Linked DNA regions of Homo sapiens: region 2 is linked to region 1. A link is an interaction called in ENCODE POLR2A ChIA-PET data of the cell type or tissue named here. Cell type or tissue: Caco-2. All regions are shown on one strand. Each heading gives the region's core, and the rest is flanking DNA. Links, peaks and the distances in the headings are about the cores only. Region 1 overlaps CREB5 (cAMP responsive element binding protein 5). Region 2 overlaps CREB5 (cAMP responsive element binding protein 5).

The links. Peaks named below come from ENCODE experiments on the same cell type or tissue, not always from the same donor. Only the 100,000 strongest peaks of a DNase experiment are listed, where the experiment ranks them.
Region 2: POLR2A ChIA-PET joins it to region 1 with 5 read pairs; 2 of 35 experiments call an interaction of 5 or more read pairs at or near these places.

Annotation. Positions count from the first base shown.
Region 1 is chr7:28,639,864-28,647,536 of GRCh38, forward strand. The region is part of intron 5 of CREB5 (cAMP responsive element binding protein 5); the gene reads left to right. Among named protein-coding and RNA genes, the nearest start is that of CREB5, 230 kb to the left of the region's middle. RefSeq lists enhancers at 3,394-3,894, 3,895-4,395. In Caco-2, for the core only: no CTCF peak of the experiment used is centred there; DNase peaks (open chromatin) are centred at 3,608 and 3,968.
Region 2 is chr7:28,787,006-28,794,678 of GRCh38, forward strand. All of the region lies in intron 7 of CREB5 (cAMP responsive element binding protein 5), which reads left to right. Among named protein-coding and RNA genes, the nearest start is that of TRIL, 170 kb to the right of the region's middle. RefSeq lists an enhancer at 6,212-6,921. In Caco-2, for the core only: no CTCF peak of the experiment used is centred there; no DNase peak of the experiment used is centred there.

The sequences.
Region 1 (7,673 bases), core at 2,181-4,680:
AATTCACAACTGGCTATGTTTGTGGTTTTCTATGAACCTACTCCTGCAAAAAATGACGGCACACACAAGTATGAGATCAGCTAGATGTAAAAGACAAGTACTCCCTTAGTGTATGAGGAATATAATCCCACTGTCATTCCCATGCCTCTTCACTCTGGCCTCACAGACTATAGGATGTGCAGGAGGAATTTGGTTGAAACTGTTAACCTTAGTTACCTGCTCCAGAGCAGTGTAGGTGGGTGTGCCTCCTCTCCCTTCTCAGATACTCTGCACTCTCAGCTCAGCCCTAAATGGTGAAACTCTAGATAATAAAGCAAGAGCCTCAGCCACAGAGCGTAACTCTCCATCCAGACTGCTCACACCATAAAAATGTCGTGATGGAGCAACCTTTACTGCCCTGCATTGCCTACAGGTTTTCCATGTTTACCATGTGAACTCAGTGACAACATTTCTGTGGTATTTTGATTTTGATCACACATGAAGTAACAAATGCCCAAAACACTATGATATTGGTGAAAAGCTTACCAAACATCTTTCAAAAACCAACAACGCAAAAATAAGAATTTCAGCAACAACTAACAAAAGTATAGCTATTTGGATGTTCATTTTACCATTTGGAAAAAATGCCTCTTTTATATCATTTCTATCACATGACTGCTTGCGACAAAATTAGATTAAGAAAAATTACATAGAAAGTGTTTCTATATTTTATGGCGATCACAAGAAAGAACTATGAAAGTTGCCTTTGTATGGTAAGTTCCACAATTAGGATATAGTACAAAATATGGGCTGGCCACATGCTGGAAGAAAATGAGCCTGGGAATTGGGAGTGTTGCCAGGACAGCATTTTAAAATTACACACCTCCTGCAAATGTACGATGCTCATTCCTCTCCTTCTTCAAACTGATGATTCCTACCTAGTTCCCCAGATCGAGACCCGCTTCCCTAGAGTACTGAGGGAAAATGATTTCCTCACCTTCAGTTCATCGGTCATTGCAGCAGCATGCCCCTGAGAAGGAGTTTTAATATCCAGTTTGTTTTCCCTGAGAGCCAGTGCTTTAAAATTGAGTTCTATTGTCAAGCACATTTAACTTCTTGTCTCTAAATCTTTGGTGCAGCTGGGGCCCCTTTTAGAAGGTTGGTTTTCCCCAAATGATTGAGTGTCATCCTGAACGACATCACCCACAATGACCCCTTCATCTCTGCATCAAGTCAGGGGCCTACATTCCATTATCCTTGTTCAAGAGTCAAGAATCCCTAGTGGAAATGCAGTGTTCCTGGGAGCTGGGTTAATGTTAGCTAATGCCCCAGAGAGGATGATTTGGCCCAGGTGATTCTCCCAGAACTCAGGAGCTGCTGCTTAATAAGTTTGAAGGGGACCATCCAGAAGCTGGGTATGCAGGGTCATGACAAGGACCACCCCCCCATCGGGTGATGGCTGAAGGGACTGTCTTTGGGTTAGGGAAGATGGGGCTAAAATTTCAAAGGGGAAAGCGTGGAACCAAGAAAAGCTGGACCCAGGCAGTCCCCTTGCAAAATCCATTGCTCAGACAAAGAAACTTGGACCCCCAAGGAATTTAGTGACTTGCCAACACCCACATAGCAACTTTGTGGTGAGCTAAACGTAGCACAAGGTTCTCCTGACTTCCAGGGTATACTTGTTCCACTCTGCCGAAGCGTACCCTCCTTCGGGCATGGCAGATGTGGAGGCCTGCAGGCGGTGTTTGCTTCAGGGAAAAAACAAAACTAAACTAAACACCCAAAATGTGCTTTGGGTCCTTCACATTTCTAGCTACATCATTTTCTCTGCCAGAAAGGAAATGGTGAGTTAGACTACAATTTGAAATGATTTTATAGATCCAGCTCCATGAGAAGAGTTGTCACCTCCGCAATCTTATTCCAGATAAAATACCCTAAATCCTCCAGGATTTGTCTTTCATTCCTTACCTTCTGCTCCTCTGACCTGCAGTCGCCATCCCATTCGTTTTTATGGATGGATCATGGAAACCAGAAATACACACACAGCAAACACATCTGTCTTTTGGGTCAAAAGAAAAGGCACGTGTGTGCACGTGTGTGTATGTGCTCCTGTGTGTGCACGTGTTCCTGGGTGTGCATGTCACAATGCGAAGCAAGTTATGGGAGGACCAAAATTAACAAGATCTCCCACAAATACCTGGGTGTAAGATGGCCTTTATCCAACCCAGCAATTGTGCTGGAACCCCGTATTAGAGTCTCATTGTTCTTTGTTGCCTTTGTTTTAAGTTCAGCATGAACTGGTTTTTTTCTTTTTTGCTATAAAAAAATAAATCTGAAAACAATAAGTCTTGTTCATTGACATAAACCTGCTGTCGGTTCCTTGTGGGACCTATGCTGATAAAAACCAGGGAAAAACTATTTTATTTGCAATGCAAAGAATTTTTGCCTGTGGAGATTTTTGTAGTTCAACAGCAGTAAAGGTATGGATAGCAACCAAATAAGCTGTTAAAATCTATATGCCCCGCCCTCACCCTTCTCCCAGTCCCAAGAGACATAATTAAAACTCCAGAAAGTGAGAAGCTGTTACTAATACAAACGTAACTATTTAGTTCAACAGAATCATGCATTTACCAACTTCGTTTTTACTTCATTTTTAAAAATAGTTCAAGCTGAACTTTTTTTGCTCTTTCACATACAAAGGGCTTTTCTGCATGTTAATGCTTTAATACGATTTGCCAATCAGCCTGTTAATATCTGTCAAGGAATAAACATGCTGCTCGGCAATGGGGTAATACTTTTTATTAGGGCCTCTGTGTATACTTCAGATGTGAGCTTCACTCCTTCTGCTGAAAATGTTCCAATTGATTGCTCATGTATTAGTCTCATCTCAGTTCTGTTAACAAAGTTATTTGCAGTCCTAGCTGACTAAACTGTCCATCGTGAATTTTTGCATGCGATCAGAGTACAGATGGGAGCAGATGTAAATGGCATATGTAATAGCTAGCATATTTTTCAAGACGGATGAACACAAGCATGCTAAACCTTGGCCCAGAGTGTATACAGATCTGTTTAAGATATGCCACAAACAGACCGAAAGGAGGGTAGATTTACACACACACACACACACACACACACACACACACATACACACACACACACACACACACACACACACACACACACACACACACTTTGGGCTTGTCTAGCCCCAAACTTCTAAAGACCCTTTGAGAAAGCCAGTTCCTCGAGAATAAATTCTCAATTGTCGGGTCCTGAGGGTTTGCAGTGGCACCTGCATTGAACTTGTAGGTGTTAGGAATTTTTTTCTCTCGCTCAATTTGCGTAACAATGTGAGTATATCTAAGAATTCATAAACAGAGTCATAGATCTGCCCCTGGAACCAGCCTTCCTGGGAAATTCCAAAAACACTTGCAAATTCCCATAGGGAATCTTCCAGCTAAGTTTAGGGCATATTTGTCCAAGGTCACCGACAGGGTGAATTATATGGGTCAAATTTCTAGGTGTCTGTATGTGTCTGGCACTCCACTTCCATTCCAAACTGGCTAGAAAAGAATGTTTCATTTTTCCATTCACTTTCAGTGTCTGCCCTGTTCCCATAGTAACCTTTGGCTGTCACCCTCCCCCACCTTACACAGATAGATACACATCCTTTCTGAATTAAATGGAACTATGTGACCTAGGTTATTTAAGTCCTCCCTATCCTGTGTTTGCTCATCTGTAATAGGGTGATAATAGAAATACCTACTTCAACAGGTTGTTATGAGATTAAATGAGGTAAAGAAGCATCAGGTTTTACCACAATCACCATCACTACTTTGTGCTAGAGGCAAATCTCCATAAGAAAGTTGTCCCTTTAAGTCTCACGAATAGTTCACGGGTTTGGGAGGTGGGGGGGGGCGGAAGAAAAAAAAAAAACACACAAACCTGGAGTCCTGGCTGGGTGTGGTGGCTCATGCCTGGAATTCCAGCACTTTGGCAGGGCCAAGGCAGGAGGATCACTTGAGCTCAGGAGTTCAAGACCAGCATGGGCAACATAGGGATACCCCATCTCCACAAGAGATAATAATCTGCTGGGCATGGTGGTGTGTACCTATAGTCCAGCTGCTAGGGAGGCTGAGGTGGGAGAATTGTTTGGGCCCAAGAGGTCAAGGCTACAGTGAGCTAGGATCCCCTCACTGTACTCCAGCCTGGACAGCAGAACAAGATTCAGTGTCAAAGAAAGAAAAGGAAGGAAGGGAGGGAGGGGAGAAAGACAGAGAGGGAGAGAAAGAAAAAGAAAAGAAAAGAAAAAGAAAGAAAGAAAGAGAAAGAAAGAAAAAGGGAAAGGAAGGGAAGGGAAGGGAAGGGGAGTTCCTGTAATGTAGCTGAGTGTCTTGGGACAAGCAGACCTGGTGATGCCTGTGTCTCACACTCAGCCTTGGGCTGCCTGATGGCTTATCATCTTTCTTCAAAAGGTAGAAACCCTTTTGTCATTGCCCTTCCCTATTCCACAGTAGCACCAGAGGAAGTGTTTTCAGACTACCAGTGGGAATTTCAGATTATTTTGATGTAAACCCATTTTGGGGGGCCAGACTTTATGAATAAAATTGAGTCCCATTATGGTAAAAACACGACTCTATCTAGCGTAAGACCTTGTCGCGCCCCCAACGTTCCACTCCACTGCAAACTGGGAACAAAGAACATTATCTGTGAATGAACGTGGAGTGGGGTGAAGGTCAAGGAATTAAAACATTATGTTTCAATTTGAAATTTTGAATTTCAATTTGAAATGTTTCAATTTCAATTTGAAATTTCAATTTGAAATATTACAGATGTTTAAAAAGAAAGACAAATAAAAACCAGAAAGGTTCTAGTGCATCAATCTGCATCTAGATTTTTTCTCTATTAAAATTAAAAGTGCTTACTGACCTGCAGCATTAAGGTTTTTTATTATTATTATTTTCAAAGAGCTAGTTAGTTTTGTTGTCCCACCAATGTCAATTTCTACCAGTCTTTCTAGATTGCTCTTCCTTGAGAATGAGGATGAGTTTTATTTAGCACACAAAATCCAATGAGTGTTTATGCCAATTAGAGGAAAGGCATGTGAAGAGGCTCACAGATGGAAACTCTTGGCCAACAACGCGTACCTTGGCCAACTCTCTTTTCAGACGGAAGATCCCCAGTGCCGTTGTCAAGATAGGAATGTCCAGATCAAGTTCTGCTCTACCCTGATTGCAGCCCCCCAACCCTTGAGTCTTGTGGCTAGGTTTCGGCCCAGCCTTCAGCTGAGTAATAAAGAATAAGCCTAGAACAACTTGAGGCAATGGAAAGATGATGGCCAGCATTAAGAATAATTTTCTTTTCTTACCCTGCAATCTGTGGGTCCCTTTATATGATAATTACTATGGTGATAAAATCCTAATTACCTTTGAATCTTCATGAGGGAGAAGATTTCAGACTGGAAATGTAATCTCTCTGGATACTAACATAAAACTACAGTTGTTCTGTGGATGGTGATTTTACCTCCTTTTTGAAAAACCTGACGAAGTGGCTGGTTTGCTTGTGGGTTTTGAATAGAGCTGGTTGTTAGCATCATAGGATACTGTGCCCAATAGGGTGATTTTGCTGATCCCAGAATCTGTGTTGTGCATACACAGGACTCTTGTAAATGCCTGAGCTGATGTTAATTATAAAATACAGAAATGTGCAGAGAGACAGAGAATATTTAATCATATGTTATGATTGGAGATTTTTGTTTTTCTTAATGGTCAGAGGAAGAACTAAAATGCCTTATGATCAGTGTTTCTATGATGCTGGTATGTACTAGGAGATAAATGGATCTGCAAATGAGGCTTCTAGTGTTTGGAGAAAAACAGCTTTGCCAGTGTATTCTTTAATTTTACGTGTCAATTTGACTGGGCTGAGGGATGCCCAGATAGCTGATAAAGTATTCTTTCTGGGTATATGAGAGTGTTTTCAGTAGAAATTAGCATTTGGATCAGTAGACTGACTAAAGATCACTCTCACCAATCCAGGTGGGCCATCATCCAATCTGTTGAGGGCCTGTATGGAATGGAAAGACAGGGGAAAGGTGAATTTGCTCTCTGAGCTGAGGCACCCATCTTCTCCTGCCCTCAGACATCTGCTTCTGGTTCTCAGGTCTTGGAACTTGGGCTGGAACTTACACCACTGGCTCTGCTTCAGGGTTGAACTAGAACTACACCACCAGCATTCCTGGGCCTCCAGCTTGCAGACAGTAGATCATAGGACTTCTAAGCCCTCATTGTCATGTGAACCTGTCCCTCATAATAGATCTGTTTATCACTTTATTTTCTATCGGTTCTGTTTCTCTGGAGAACCCTGACCAGGAGCTAGAGAGTTAGGAAAACCTAAAATTTCCTCTTCAGTGAGAAATCCTCCCACTCTTATTTTTCCATGAGCAATTTTTCAGTCTAAAGATCCCGAGCAAACCTAGAGAAATCATTCCAGGTAGTCTAGTGGTTAGGGGGAAAAAAAACAAAAAACAATAGAAAGTGGAAGAGAGAAACATCAGTCACATCTTTCTCTAAAGGCCTGGTGCTGCCATCTCCTTAAATATTTTGAAGGAACAATTTGAGGTGATACCTGCTTTATCTTTCAAAGCCATTCCTACTTGCACCATCTCTGCACTGACTATGTTAACAGTGCAAAAGGTCATCCTCTGAGTGTCTTTGGATCAGGATTATTTCATGTGTTTTCAAGAGAGATAGTGCCGGTTACCATGACAGCATTAACCAAGGGTAACAGAGAACAAAGCTTTTAAACTTAGAAGAAAGAAATCGTCCAGAAAGGAAAGAATATTTTTGACATGGAAACCCAAAGGGCAGGTTGGAAATACCATTACAAATTGGAATGTGTTTTTTTTAATGTTCTTACTTATTTGTTTGTGGACTAAATCCTTTTGCAAATGAGATTTTTTTAAAATTGGGCTGCCACCATTATTTATTTTGCAACAAAGAGTGATTGTAAATTTTTTTTTAAGTAGCTACCAGTACAACAACAGGAGCAACAATAACAACACTCTTTGCATCTGGGCTTATTTCATTGGCCGAAAACTAGACTAACCTGTAAAAGATGTTTATAGAATGTGAAAATAACATAGGGGCAACACTGGTGATACATCAGTGGAGATGTATCTTGGTAATGAGAAGAAAAAGCTTACTCCTATTAAGCAGAAAAGGGGAATTTATTCAAAGATATTTGGACTCCCCGAATTAGCCAGAGACTGGAGGGAATCAATCACACCAAAGACGCAGAGATCAGAGTAGCTCCAGATGACCAGCAGTGATGGTGGCCAGTGGCCAGACACCAGGGCTTGCCAGCACTGGCCACTGGCCACTATCACTGCTGAACAGCATCGCAAACATGACACTAAAGGGCTCAGTCTTCCCTTTCTTGACCTCACTTGTCCTGGAGTCACAGACTAGGGTGGAGCATCCAATTGACCAAGCCTGCATTGTGTGCTCTGCTAAGACCTTATTCAACAGAAATTCCCCCCAAAAGAGGAAAGTAGATTAGATGCCGGATACCTCCCTAAAATGGCATGTGTTTAATATGGGTGGTATGATTAAAGATATTTTGCTAATTTCTGGTCCTAAACATGGGAGATAGAAGGCTTGCAGTAAACAAACAAAAAATCCAGCCTACTATTAGAA
Region 2 (7,673 bases), core at 2,636-5,135, 150 kb after region 1:
GTTCCCCAGCTGCCATTGGCCAGGGAGAATTTAGCGACGGCCTGGATAACACTCCTGAGGTCTAGGGTCCGCCCATACCTGCTGTGCAAATGAGAAGGTTGGCAGATCCTACCTGGACAGCACCTGTCCCCAGCTGAGAAGAGACATCTGCCTGTGGGTTTAACTAACTCTGCCCCTCCCCATGTGGCCCAGTGGCTGACACTGTCTCTGTGGCTCCTGAAAAGAAGTGGCCCAGCCTCAAAACACATTGACTCAATGCCACAGAAATTACATAGCACATGGGCTGTTAGCACTTTCATACTTCCTCCTTGTTTCTTATTTAGTATTCTAGATGCAGCTGAGTGCCAGACTAGTCCCTAGGGCAGCAGAGAAAGCCTGGACTGGCAGTCAGGAGGCATGGGTTCTAATATACCTTCAACTTTAAACTTGTCATGTGTCACAGTGGCTTTTAATCTCACTGGCTCTCAGTTTTCTAATCTGTGAAATGAAGTATTCTTGGGCCAGGTGGGCTCCACATCTCTTTCAGTTATTAGATCCTATGGTTATAGAAAACTAGATTCTCTTTTGTCGTTGTTTTTTGAGACAAGGTTTTGCTCTGTTGCCGAGGCTAAAGCGCAGGCTGCACTGCAGCCTCGACCTCCCTGGATCAAGCCATCCTCCCACGTCAGCTTCCTGAGTAGCTTGGACTACAGGCATGTACCACCACACCTGGCTAATGTCTGTATTTTTTATAGAGACAGGGTTTGCCTTGTTGCCTCGGCTGGTCTCAAACTCCTAGGCTCAAGCAATCTTCGCACCTTGGCCTTCCAAAGTGCTGGGATTACAGGCATGAACCACCACGCCTAGCCTGAAAACTAGATTCTTAACTCTGCTATCATCATTGCCATTCTTGAACCACAGAGTGCTTTAATGAGCTTCATTAAGTACAGAGAGGATATGTCACAAAGACATTTTGTTATTTAGCTGAATTTTGATACCAGTCAATTTTAATACCACATGATAGTGGTCCTGTGGTGTCTCCTTCAAAGTAATAAAATAAGTAACATTGATAAATGTCATTTAGTCATGGTTTAGTTAACCTGGCTGTCAGGTTAAGGCAAGGTTTCTCAGCTGTGGCATTATTGACATTCTGGGCTGGATAATTATTTGCTGTGGGGCGAGGGGGCTGGTAGTCTGTCCGGTACATTGTAGAATGTTGTTTAGCAGTGTCCCTACCCACTAGATGCCAGTATCACAGCACCCTCCTCCTCCCCCAAGTTGTGACAATCAAAAGTGTCTCCAGATGTTGCCAAATGTCACCCAAAGGGAAAAACTGCCCTCAGTTGAGAACAACTAGGTTAAGCCATGACCAGGTTAGGCCAGGGTTAACTACATAGATTTGATTTGTTACCAACTGAAAACACTAGTTAGCCCCAGAGCAATAGCACCATCTATTTAATTCAAGTTAGAACAATCTAACCTCATTCTAAAATCTCAACAGAAACAATCCCTTTAATCTATCATGTTACAGTGCATCGCAGGCAATGGAATCTACTGCATTTTGAGTCTTTTGGAAATAGGCAGTATCATCTTTGTCTTGGTATTCTTACCGTGCACAAAGTAAACGCTTAGCAAATTATTGAAAGAATAAACAACTTGCTCCAAAACACCAGAGAAGTGCAGAATGAGGAGCTGCCATGCTCAGGCAGTCATTCTGCATGATTCTTATTCTACAGGAGGAAATGAAGCAAGTGTTTGCCAGTTGGAAGGGTAGAAGGAATCTTTGGGAGGGAGGCTGCCATTACCCTAGCTGAAGTGAAGCCAGGTTAAAACCCTCTTCTGGTTTAAAAAAAAAAAAAAAGCCATGGAACATTTAATGACGAGCCTCAGTACATCACAGCCCACGCTGTACATCACCCAGGCTCCCTAGAGGGAAATAAGAGTAAAAGATTCAGTTGCTTTACGTCTTCTGTATTCCTACATTGACGTATATTTTGGTGGCATGGGACTGTGGAATCTCAGATGTGCATCTGCCATGTTAATCTCCCTAACATGGGAGTCCTACTGGTTTTTCTGATGTGCCTGAAGAGTAAGACTTTAAGTTGCATTTGAAATGTTTCACTCAGTTGTCCTGACAAGATAATTTTCTCAGAATACACAGAAACCACCTGTATTTGTCACTATAGATGCTAGTACTGCATTGAGTTTGTTTTCATGCTTGTTGTTTTATAGGTATTATATGAATCACTGAATGCAAGCATTAGGTCTGATTCATGAGGTTCGTGGATTTCATCTGATATTATTTTGTAATCATTAAGTTCCGAAATGAACAAAGTTGATTTACTGTGAGAGTGTTCGCCTCTTAGCTGGGTATTTGTCATTTAGGAGGAAATCCACCAGACTAGTGCTGCACCGTATCTTTCAGTCCCCTCTCCCCATCCTCACTGGGGATGTCTTAGTTTCAAAATAGGTCTCCCCAAGAGGTCCATTTATTGAGTTTGAATGGCAAGTGCTTTGGAAACACCCTGCCTTATCAGCACTCTATAAAATGTTCTCGGTTATAGCATCCTTTTGATAATATAGTTAATTAACAACTGATGTTACAGAGATTTTAATTGTGAGATCAAAATTAAGCAAAGAGCAATGGAATAGAAAGAGCACATTTGTAGGGCTTACCATCTCTGCACATGAAACCAAGGCTCAAAATTAGGATTCAAAGAGAAGTGTAACTGTTATTTCAGAAGGTGGATTCATACAGCAATGAGTATCAGTTTCATCAGCATGGGTCATGAATACACATTCCTAGAGTCCCAGATTTCTATCTAGTGATACATACTCTATCCTTAAATTAAAAAAAACAAAAATAGATCAAAATTTTAAAACCTGGGGTGAGAGAAGAAAGAGACTTAAGAGAATGAGAATATGCCTCTGTTTCCATTTACTTTCCCTCTGTCTGTGTCTGTCCAATCTTCCACCCCAAGAACACCAAGGAAATCAATGTTGTAGACCCAGATTGAATTTAAGATTTTTGAATGGAAGGAATGAAAGCACTTAGGTGCATTTTCTCTTGTTGGAAACTGATTTTAAAACTTTTTATTACTTACGTTTAGGGAAACATTTGGGGTTGGTTGCAGAAGGGTATAATATTTATTTATTTCTTTGTTTACAAATTGAATTTTAGTGCATATCCCTCCTTCTTCCAGGAAGGATTTTAAGCTTCTAAATAATACAAATCAATTCAGTTCATTTAAAAAATAGTCCTACTCATAGCAAATGTTATCCAACCATAATAAATTGAATATTTGGCTATTGACAGTTGCCCTCCTTGGCAAAGCATGCAATATGTGGTGTCTCACCAAGGAAGCTCAGTGATGATCTACTTCCCGTAGTGAATGGGCTTTGGAACGAAATCAAAGGATACATTTTAGCAGAAGAAAGAAAGAAAGAGAGAGAGAGAGAGAGAGAGAGAGAGAGAGATAGAGAGAGAGAGAAAGAAAGAAAGAAAGAGAAGGAAAAAGAAAGAAAAATAAAGAAAGAAAGGGAAAAACTAGCAGGCACTGAATCAGTACCAAGAAAAACAATCCCTCCTCTACTTTGAAAAAGATTCACATTCAGATGGGCTTGGTCCCATCAGTTAGTCAGACCAGAACCAAGTGGTGAGCTCACTTATCGTGGACATGCTGAAGGAAACGTTTCAATCGAAACCCAGAGTAGCAACATCTGCCTAGCAGAAGCAGTCACTAAATGCAGAAGGCCCTTCCCCTGGTAAGTTGAGCTTCACCTTTGTGAGCTCTCCAGACACAAATATGCTCCTTAAGCATGATGCTGTTCGTATTAAGTCAGGCTGGTTGGAATATGTCACAGAAATGGGAGAACTACCCACTGCTAGACCTGCCATCACCATTTCCACTTGGCTTAGTGGTTGACACATTTGGTTAACCATTTTGTTAGCCTCTGGTTAACCACTTATGGTTTGAAAACCTTACAGAAGTGGGAAAATTTCCATACACAATCTTATGCATATGAAAACAACCGTATAGGATACAATTCCTTCCTTATCTACCACATCAAATCCACACCAAATCTTGCTGGCATATGGTGAAAAGAAGAACCCACTTGATAATACCCCTTTGGTGATTAATTTATCTGGAAACTAGGGTGGAGTGGACAATTCTCCAAAAAAAGGAATTGAGCTTCTTTTGAGTTTGGAATACTTTGACTCAATCTTGTATTCACTTCTCTTTTGGAATGATTCTGCCTTATCATTATACATTTATAAATACCAGTGCCCTTGGATCATGTACGTTTTCTACCTTCAGCTAGAGCTGACTTGCTTTCTTTCTTGCTACTCTCGCGCATCTTCCTTCTTTCTCTCTGTCCTTGTTTCTCACCTTCCTTCTTGCCTTCCCCATCTTGCTCTTTATCATCTACCATCTTTCTTTTAACCAAGAGGCTCTCCAGCTAAGTAGGTCACACCCACAAAGAAAAGCAGGAGGTTCAAATTCCTTCCCTTTACTGACTCCTAAGAGATCACTTAACATTTCTTCACAGGAATTTTCTATATCTCCAAAAGGTAGGGAATAATTTTTGTCGCCTATTTCATAGCTTAATATCTGCAAGGTACTGATTTAGGGCAAGCTACTATATATTATTGTCAGTCCCTGGTGAGCAGTTGCTTAAAAGAAATTTGGAGTCAGAAAAGAAATTGCTTGAGCTGGAAAAGAAGACAGATCATGAAAATGATATCTTAAGCTTGTAAGAAGATAAATTTTTAGAGATGCCATTTTCAATTAATAAATCAACCAGAAAGCTTTCTATTTGGCATTTTTAGAATGGTACTCAGTTGTGACAATGTGATTTAAGGAGATGGTTCCACACTTTCCTCCCACCACCCCCATTACTTGTGTTGTAGGCAGTAAAAAAGTAGATTTAGATCTCTGGTTCATTGAATTGTACACCATAAAGACAATAGAAATGGAGACGTAAAAAGATAGCTTAGCAAGGGCCAGTGATTCTACCGTCAAAAATGTGCCAAATAGGATGGGTGTGGTGGCTCATGCCTGTAATCCCAGCACCTTGGAAGGCTAAGGCAGGCTGATCACTTGAGGCCAGGGGTTCGAGACCAGCCTGGTCAACATGATGAAATTTCATCTTTACTAAAAATACAAAAATTAGTTGGCATGGTTACAATCGCCTGTAATCCCAGCTACTTGGGAGGCTGAGGCATGAGACTTGCTTGAAACTGGGAGGTGGAGGTTGCAGTGAGGCAAGATCACACCACCGCATTCCAGCCTGGATGATAGAGCAAGACTCTGTCTCAAAAAAAAATTGCCAAATAATAAGTGTCATATCACATGGAAAAAAAAAAAGCAAAACTAGAGAAAACTCTGAAACTAGAAGAAAGTATAGAAATGCTCAATATTTTCTAATACCTGATTATTACTGAAATTTTAACAATGTAGTTGAGAACCAGTATGATTTGGATGCGTATCAGCTCAGAAGAAAGTTGCTCCTCATTTTTTGGTTGGAAATGCTGTGCACTGTCATCTTCTTGGGCATAATTCAAAAGCTCTTCTTAAGCGTAACTTTCTAGACACACACACGGCCAGATTCTTAATAGATTATGAATGACTCTTCTTTAAATGCCTCGAATGTAGACATGCAGGGGAAAGAAGAAAAGATTCCGTATTTTTTATTCTGGCTTCCTTGAGCACAGCTTTCTTCTCCTTGGTGTGGCTTACCTGAAATACTGAAGATCATGCTGTTATCAGTGATGACTGGCCTTCATCCTGTGGCCCTCAGAGACTTCTACAGGTCTGGCTCAGGGAGACCAGGCAGTGGACAAATGGCATCATGGATTCTCAGTGTGCTCAGAGCCCAGGGGCTATTTACAAATGTGCTGTTTGGGTGGTCAGGTGACTGCTGGGTTGAGTGCCATATGACCCAGACCATTCACAGGCAGACCTCCTCTTTAGCAGGATGGTAGAACTGTCACAGCAAGTTGATTTGGCTATTGGTCCGATGACTTTGGACCACTAATAGCAAGCCAAAGGAAGTAAGGCAGGTGCTTAAGAATCAGAGAGTATTGCAATCCCTCTCTCTCTCTCACTTCCCCTAATCCCCACCAACTCCTCCTCCCTCTGACCACTCCTCTCATATCGGTGGTGAGTACTGGGAGCCCCCACACTTTGAGGTCTCAGGCAGGGGTGAGATTCAGAGGCAACAGATGGCAAGGAGGACCCAAATACACCATCACTATTTTCCCAAGGAGAAAAAGCAGGACTGGACACCCACAGAGCACATTAGACAGCCTCAGATATGGATACCAAGGGACAAGACAATCTAAACTTCCATACAGTCAACTTACCCTATCATTAGAAAAACCAGGAGACTTCTTACTAGAAAAAGTTTGAGGCCCTGTTGGCCAGAACACCGAATGTCTACGACAGAGGCCCAATGGTACACATCTTGCTATTTCCCAACAACTGGAGGGAAGCCAGATGACAGCTGTCTCGAGGGGTAGACATGTGTTGGGAGAAGGTTCCATCTCCAGTCCCCTGAGGGCTTTTTAGTCAAACTTCCAGATTCCAAAGTTTAAGCATCAGTTATTGAGATGCCCTCTGGGAATGGAGCAAAGGACAGTGTCCATCAAGCGAGCCGAGCACAGCCGCCCTCCCAAGGGCTTGGGGGAGGATCTGCTAGAGAGCTGGGTGATGTGGCAGCGACTGGCTGTCCCGCCCAAGCAGCACACTGCCAAATCCTGCACCTCCTGCAGCACACACTGCAAAAGGACTGTTGTCATGATGGTCACCAAGCACATACCCAAGGACTACTGTGCGTTGAAAAGGTGCCATTTGTGTAGCTAGAGTTGCTCTCTGTCCAGCTTGCTTGGGATTTGGGGATGTGTAGCATTGAAGAGAAATCACTATTCATTGCACCCCTTTTTGCCAAATAATTAGGTCACTCACTCAGGAAAGGCCCTGTGATACATATGTGGAGTAAAGTTTGCTGTGGGAACTTGAACTCTGAATTTCCTGACTTCTGTGCAATTAAAATCCCAAAGTTAATGCTGCATTAGCATGGATTTTCCATGGTGGGTTATAAATGCAAAGTTCTATGTTTCATATGTATTTTTCTAACATATGTTACTGCCTGTGTTTCTGATTAAAAGTTCATCCAAAATAAAATAACAAGGGATTACTTTTTTCCAATAGAACTTTCTTCTTCGATAAAAGCTGGAAATAAGCCCTTACCTAAAGTTACCCAGGTTTGCAGGTGCTGAGACTTTAGAGGTGAGTAGTGTTTGTTAGCAAGACAAAGGGCATTATTCTCCCTGCAATCACCAACAGAAAGCGTTCTTTCTATAAAGAAAATTATAGGCCACTGCTTCAAAGACATTACATAGTTAGGCACTACTACTGGAGACTTTCAGGCAGCAGGCAGGCTGGCAATCAACAAATATTTATTCTACTTCCATTGTGCATTTAGTGACTTTAAAATTCCCAGGGAAACTAGCATATAATATTTTCTAGGGCCAAATTAGTACCTGAGGTCATGACATAATGCTTAAGGAGCTCGGCAGCCGGAAAGGAACAGCGGATCTCTAATATCTCACCTGAGTATGGGGACATTGATGGAATAAGAAAATCAGACCCCCAAAAAGGCTTTTTAAAACTGAACTTGTCAGGGCATTT